2 separate regions of the Homo sapiens genome follow, and region 1 is linked to region 2. The links are chromatin contacts, found by Hi-C or POLR2A ChIA-PET in ENCODE. All regions are on one chromosome and are shown on one strand. Each heading gives the region's core, a stretch centred on a gene start or an enhancer-like site at or near the end of the contact. The rest is flanking DNA. Distances are from core to core; before and after follow the strand shown.

What was found. A loop is a pair of places that touch in the nucleus more often than their neighbours do. ChIA-PET counts read pairs that join two places held with the same protein, here RNA polymerase II (POLR2A). Pooled maps may share reads with other maps.
Region 1: a map of ascending aorta shows a loop between it and region 2 (2.6-fold over the local background). The contact joins two enhancer-like sites. A Hi-C loop is called at or near these places in 3 of 168 maps with a recorded cell type or tissue (aorta, ascending aorta and astrocyte of the cerebellum) and 3 of 50 pooled maps. POLR2A ChIA-PET finds 5 or more read pairs at or near these places in 4 of 52 experiments (AG04449, BJ, H1 and 1 more).

Annotation. Positions count from the first base shown.
Region 1 is chr15:68,535,393-68,538,361 of GRCh38, forward strand. It overlaps a transcript of CORO2B not described here. Among named protein-coding and RNA genes, the nearest start is that of CORO2B, 42 kb to the right of the region's middle. Within about 2 kb of position 1,444, at least 3 of the 41 ENCODE cell types and tissues checked have a DNase peak (open chromatin) inside an H3K27ac peak, as active enhancers do; they include ascending aorta, where a contact is called at or near this core.
Region 2 is chr15:68,483,391-68,486,090 of GRCh38, forward strand. LOC105370873 (a long non-coding RNA gene) reads right to left here. Exons shown (of 4, transcript XR_932409.3): 3 at 1,437-1,710; 4 at 1-243. Among named protein-coding and RNA genes, the nearest start is that of ITGA11, 53 kb to the left of the region's middle. Within about 2 kb of position 1,426, at least 6 of the 41 ENCODE cell types and tissues checked have a DNase peak (open chromatin) inside an H3K27ac peak, as active enhancers do; they include ascending aorta, where a contact is called at or near this core.

The DNA of each region.
Region 1 (2,969 bases), core at 194-2,693, 52 kb after region 2:
ATAAAATGAGAATATTGATGATAACTAATTACAAAGATAAGTCAACCACAGAGTTGCTGGGGTGGTTAAATGAGATGAAGTATGTCAGGAACTTAGTATGAGGCACATGGTAGACATTGAATAAATGTTGTTCTAATTATTATTATTATTATTAAGCTTTCATACAGTGTTGATACCACTCTGCTCCTCCTGTCTCTCGTAGGACATTTCTAGAATCTGTTGGGGTTCCTGAGAGAGAGAGAGCACCTGCCACTGGCATTGAAAAAGGTAATATTTTGTGAATCTTAATTTGGGAGGACACAGTCAACTTCAATCGCTAGCTCATTTGGGAGACTTAGGAACCAGAGACCAGGAATGTCATCTACAAGCAGTATGTAGGATTCAAGAACTCAGGTTATTTAAGAACATCGTTTGATTCTGGAAACTTGGTTTGTAAGAATTGTATGGATTTATGGAATGTTAGCCTCTAGGAATGCTGTGTGTTTCTAGATACAATGGTTGAAAGAACTTCAGGTGATTCTGGAACATTGACCTTTAAAAATGATATATGATTTGTAATTTTGGCTTTTAATAATGTTATGTCATTTATAACCTTGTGTGCTTCTGGAAACTTGATTTATAATAAACTTATATGGTTCTGAAAACTTAGTTTATTAAAACATTATGTGATTCTGAAAATTTGGCTTGAAATAGAAAATATGTTTGATTCCAGGATCATAGCTGTCAGAATAGCACTATAATCACACTGTATGGCGTCAGAAACTTGCTTTACAAGAATATTGTGTGAGTCTGGAAGCCTAGTCTACAAGAAGTTCAGTTTAATTTTGGAATCTTGATCTCCATGTACGTTGGCTGGTAGGAATCTTGCATGAGTTTGGAACTTGTTCTTTAGAAATCTCATATATTTCTGGATGCTTGATCACAAGAATTTCATGTGACTTGCAAAGGTTGGTTTATTAGGTTTTGTGATTTTGAATCTTGGCTTGTAGGAATCTTATGTGACTTTGGAATCTTGGCCTAAAAAACTGCTATTTAATTCTAGAACCTTAGCCAATGAGAATCTTAAGTGATTCAGAATCCCTGGTCTATAATAGCACAGCATTTCAGAACGTTGGCCTGTAAGAATATGATGCAACTCTGTAACACTGGCCTGTAATAACGTGATGTGGTTTCAGAATCTTAGCCTTTGCAAAGTGTGATTGTGATACTTTGGTATGTCAAAGACCACTGATAGTGTTTTAATATTTGTTTTTTCTTCCTTGGTCATAGACCACTGATTTTTAGCTGTGACATGGCCAGCTAAAAACTAAATTTCTGAATAAAAACTGAAATAAAAAGTCAATTTCTCATTCTGTCTTGCAGCTAAGTTTGTCCTTGTGACTAAGGTCTGGCCAATGACATGGAAACAGAAGTGGCAGAGACACTTTCTGGAAAATATTTGTAAATGGAGGGGCTATGCCCTTCATCAGCCCTTCCTCCTTCCTATTGGCTGGAATGTTGGCCTGCTTCCTGCAGCCACCTGGAGCCAGGAAGTGATGCTGGCAGGGAAACCACGAATGGTGGTGTATCGAGATTGAAGGAGCTCCTGCCACTGTGGAGCACCACCCCAAACCTACCTGATGTGAGGCAGAATTAAATTGCCTCACTGAAGCACTTTTATTTTGGATTTTGTGTCACTCACACACAAGCCTAATCTAGTGTTTTAATCCAAAGAACAATAGGTGATTCTGAAAAGTTGGTTTCTGTCATCCTGGCACCTTGGCCTGTAAATCTTAGGTGATTCAGACACCTTGGTATGCTGGATTACCTGTTGTCAATTTAGCATCACTGCCACCCTCTTGAAGAGGAGAAGCCAAGAACTACATTTCCCAGAGTTCCCTTCAGGGTGGTTCTGGATTAGAGTTGGCTGTGAGGACACTCACATGAGATCTGGAGGGTGAAAGAGGAGAGGCCATTATTCTCCAGAGACTACTAGGCAATAGCATGGGCACTCTGGCTGCTATGACTTAGGGCAGAGGTTAGCAAACTACAGCCCATGGCTGTAGTAGGTCAGACTAGCCCACTGCTTGTTTTTGTAAATAAAGTTTTGGGACCTTTTTGCTAATTTTTTTTAAGTTCTATGGTACATGTGCAGGGTGTGCAGGTTTGTTACGTAGGTAAATGTGTGCTATGGTGATTTGCTGCACCTGTCAACCCGTCACCTAGGTATTAAGCCCAGCATGCGTCAGCCATGTTTCCCAATGCTCTCCCTCCCCACCGCCTCCCCCACAGGCCCCAGTGTGTGTTGTTCCCCTCCCTGTGCCCACGTGTTCACATTGTTCAGCTCCCGCTTATAAGTAAGAACATGCAGTGTTTAAATAAATTTTCTTGGAACACGGCCTTGTTTACATATTGTCTATGGCTGCCTTTAAGCCACAACAGCAGACTTGAGTAGTTGCTACAGGGATCCTCTGTGGCAAAACCTAAAATATTTACTATCTGGTCTTGTACAGAAAAAGTTTGCCAACTCCTGCTATAGAATACATGGTTGGAGCTTAGTAAGTTCCATTTAATAAGTATGTGTTGAGCATCAGCTCTCTGGTGTGTGGCGGGGAGCCTTGTTCATAGAGTAGGTATCATCTAGGTGGAACAATTAAGTATATCCAAGTAGCAAAGTCACACATTTACTTACGTTACCTTTAACTATTCAGAGAAATATATAATTTTGTTTTTTTCTCTAGTAATTGATCGGATCTCCTTCAAATCACTATCCATTGGGTAACAGAAGCAAGAAACCCTACAATTTAATTGATCCCAATAATTTTTTCCCTTTCTCCTTTTTTTCTCTGCCTCCCCTGAGATTCCTGGTGTGTGTGGAGGAAGAGGGGAATAGCCACAGCTTTCCAGGAGGCCCACCTGCCCCTCAGTAACTTTTAATTGCATAAAATAATGTATATTTTCAAAGCTATGCTTGGCTTCATTCGGTAAAA
Region 2 (2,700 bases), core at 176-2,675:
GGGCAAGTTGGCAGACTGGGCTCAGTTTGGACTGTTGGTCTGAGCATCTACAAATGCCCTTTCCAGTACTGGAGGTCTCAAGGACATTCAATATAGGAAGGACTTCTTCTATCATGGCTCAGGGCTCCCAGAGACAGTGAGGGCCAGGTGAAATTCTCAAGGCTTCTTATGGCTTAGCCTCAGAAGCCCCAGTCCATCACTTCTACCATGTTCTGCTCAAGCAGGTCCCTAAAGCCTGTCCAGCTGCAAGAAGAGAGGAATTTGACCCAGAGCAGTAGCAAATAATTGGTGGCATCTTTAATTTCCACATCTACCTTGCTCCTTCTAAGGATTTGAGGTAGTTTATATTATTTTTTAAGCAATAAAATAATTAAAAATGTTTTTACAATATTAGGAATTTAGAAAATGTGTTCTGGCCCCTGCATATCTTTTTGTCTGTTCTTGTTTATGTCACTGATTAAGACCTGCTGTGCAGTGATGAATAAAAGTGGCAGTGCAACCATGCTGGTCTCATTCTTGATTTCAGAGGGAAAGTGTTCCACATGGTACTCCAAGTATCACATCTGCGGTAGGATTTTTGTAGGTACCCTTTTATCAGCTTAATAAAGTTTATTTCTGGCTGGGTGTGATGGCTCATGCCTGTAATCTCAGCACTTTGGGAGGCCAAGGTGGAAGGATTGCTTGAGCCTAGGAGTTCAAGACCAGCCTGGACAATATAGTGAGACCCCATCTCTAAAAAATTTTTTTAAATTAGCCAGGCATGGTGGCACACTCCTGTGGTCCCAGCTTCTAGGAAGGCTGAGGCAGGAGGATCACTTGAGTCCAGGAAATCAATGCTACAGTGAGCTCTGATTTTATCAATGCACTCTAGCCTGGGCAACAGAGCAAGACTTTGAATAAAGAAAGAATAAAAGAAAGAGAGAGAGAAAGAAGAAAGGAGGAAAGAAAGAAAGAGAAGGAAGGGAGGAAGGAATGAAGGAAGGAAGGAAAGAAAGAAAGAGAAAGAAAGAAAGAAAGGAAAAGGAAGAAAGAGAGAAAGAAAGAGAGAGAGAAAGAGAGAAGAAGAGAGACAGGAAGAAAGAGAGAGAGGGAGGAAGGAAGGAAGGAAAGGAAGGAAGGAAGGAGAGCAACAGAGAAAAAAGAAAGTTTATTTATATTCCTAGTTTGCATTCCTGAATTTGTAGCACTATTTTTGAAAATAATGTGCTTATATGTTATTTTGGTTAAATACAAATTAAAAATGAAAGATGACTTTGGTAGCCATGTGGAGGAAGAGCACAAATGATGAGTTTAGAGGTGGGGAGGCTGGGGGAGACCAGGGGATGTCTGGGGGGAGGGCAGCAAGCCAGGGCCTGTGGAGAAGACTTTTTGGTGGGAGGGGTGCCAAGGCAGGGACTGAGTGAGGAGCTGCAGGTCTGAGTCCCCAGGAGACTCACATGTCGGGGGACTGAAGGGTCATATGAGGACAGCAACACCACAGGGCAGGAGAGGCAGGCATCCCGGGCTGGCCACGACTGAGATGTGGGGTGTGGAGGCTTAGTCCCGCCTTGGCTGCTGCTGCTGCGGTGGCCGGGTGGGCCCCTCCGGTCATCTCTCTGACCATCACTCAGGCACCTTCATGACAGCTGGGGAAGGGGCCCAGGGTTTCTGTGGCAATAGGGCACAAAATCCCAGAAGAGGAGAAAGAAAGCCACGAAATCAATTCTGGCTCTGAAATAAAAATAGCCAGTAGTTGAGAATTTTAAGAAAGGAAAAACAAAAACAGTGTTGGTATATGAGTCACACTGACTTCTCCCAATTACCAGCTTTTAGGCTCCAAATAAAGCTTTCAACGGAGGAGCCTTGGAATGTCAGTGGTGGTGAGGACGCCGAGCTCCGACCCCTCCTGCCAACCTTGCGTTTGGCGCTCTCCTATGGAAACAGTCATCCTTCCTGCTCAGAGCTGTATGCCTCCTCTGGCATATGGAGCCAGGAGACCTGGCCCAAACTACACCCCTCTTTGGGCCTCAGTTTCCCCCTTGGCAAAGCAAAGAGCCTGGACTGATTTTCATCTTTGACATGGCTGTTGTGCTCAAATATGGCTGAGTGCTCAAAGAACACTCAGTCAGGACTGAGGACAAGACAAATGGCAGGAATATTCCAGACCCTCTGTCAGTTTCAGGCCTGTGAGCATCAGGTGAGTCCACCCTGCTGAGCGCAACTGTCATGTAAAGTCACAAATGCCACGTTCCCTCATAAACACTGACCTCAGGACCCAAGTCCTGTGGGATCCCATTCCATAGAGCAATGCACAGAGACCCTGATGCACAGCAGGCTCAGGAGTTGCCAACACTTACTGATGAGGGGCACGGGCATAGTGGCTGAGAGGCTCTTGGCAGCCTGCAGCTGGACGGCCAGGGTTTGAATTCCGCCTCTAGCTCTTACCAGATGAGTGATGTTGAGCAGGGTCCCACAGGAGATGGATGTTTGAGCAGAGTTTGCAGGAGGGGCTGTTTACAGAGGTGTGTGCAGAACCCACAAAGCACGGGGCAGCCCCAGAAGGCTGTGCAACCTCTGGGACTGGAGGGGTCAGGAGCAAGGGCAAGGGGCATGTGAAGAAAGTGGTGGCAGCTAGAGCCCTGGGAGAGGGGCCGAGGGTGGGACCTGTGGCCAGGGGAAGAGGAAAGCAGCTCTGCTAAAACCAAGGCTGGTAGGAAGGAA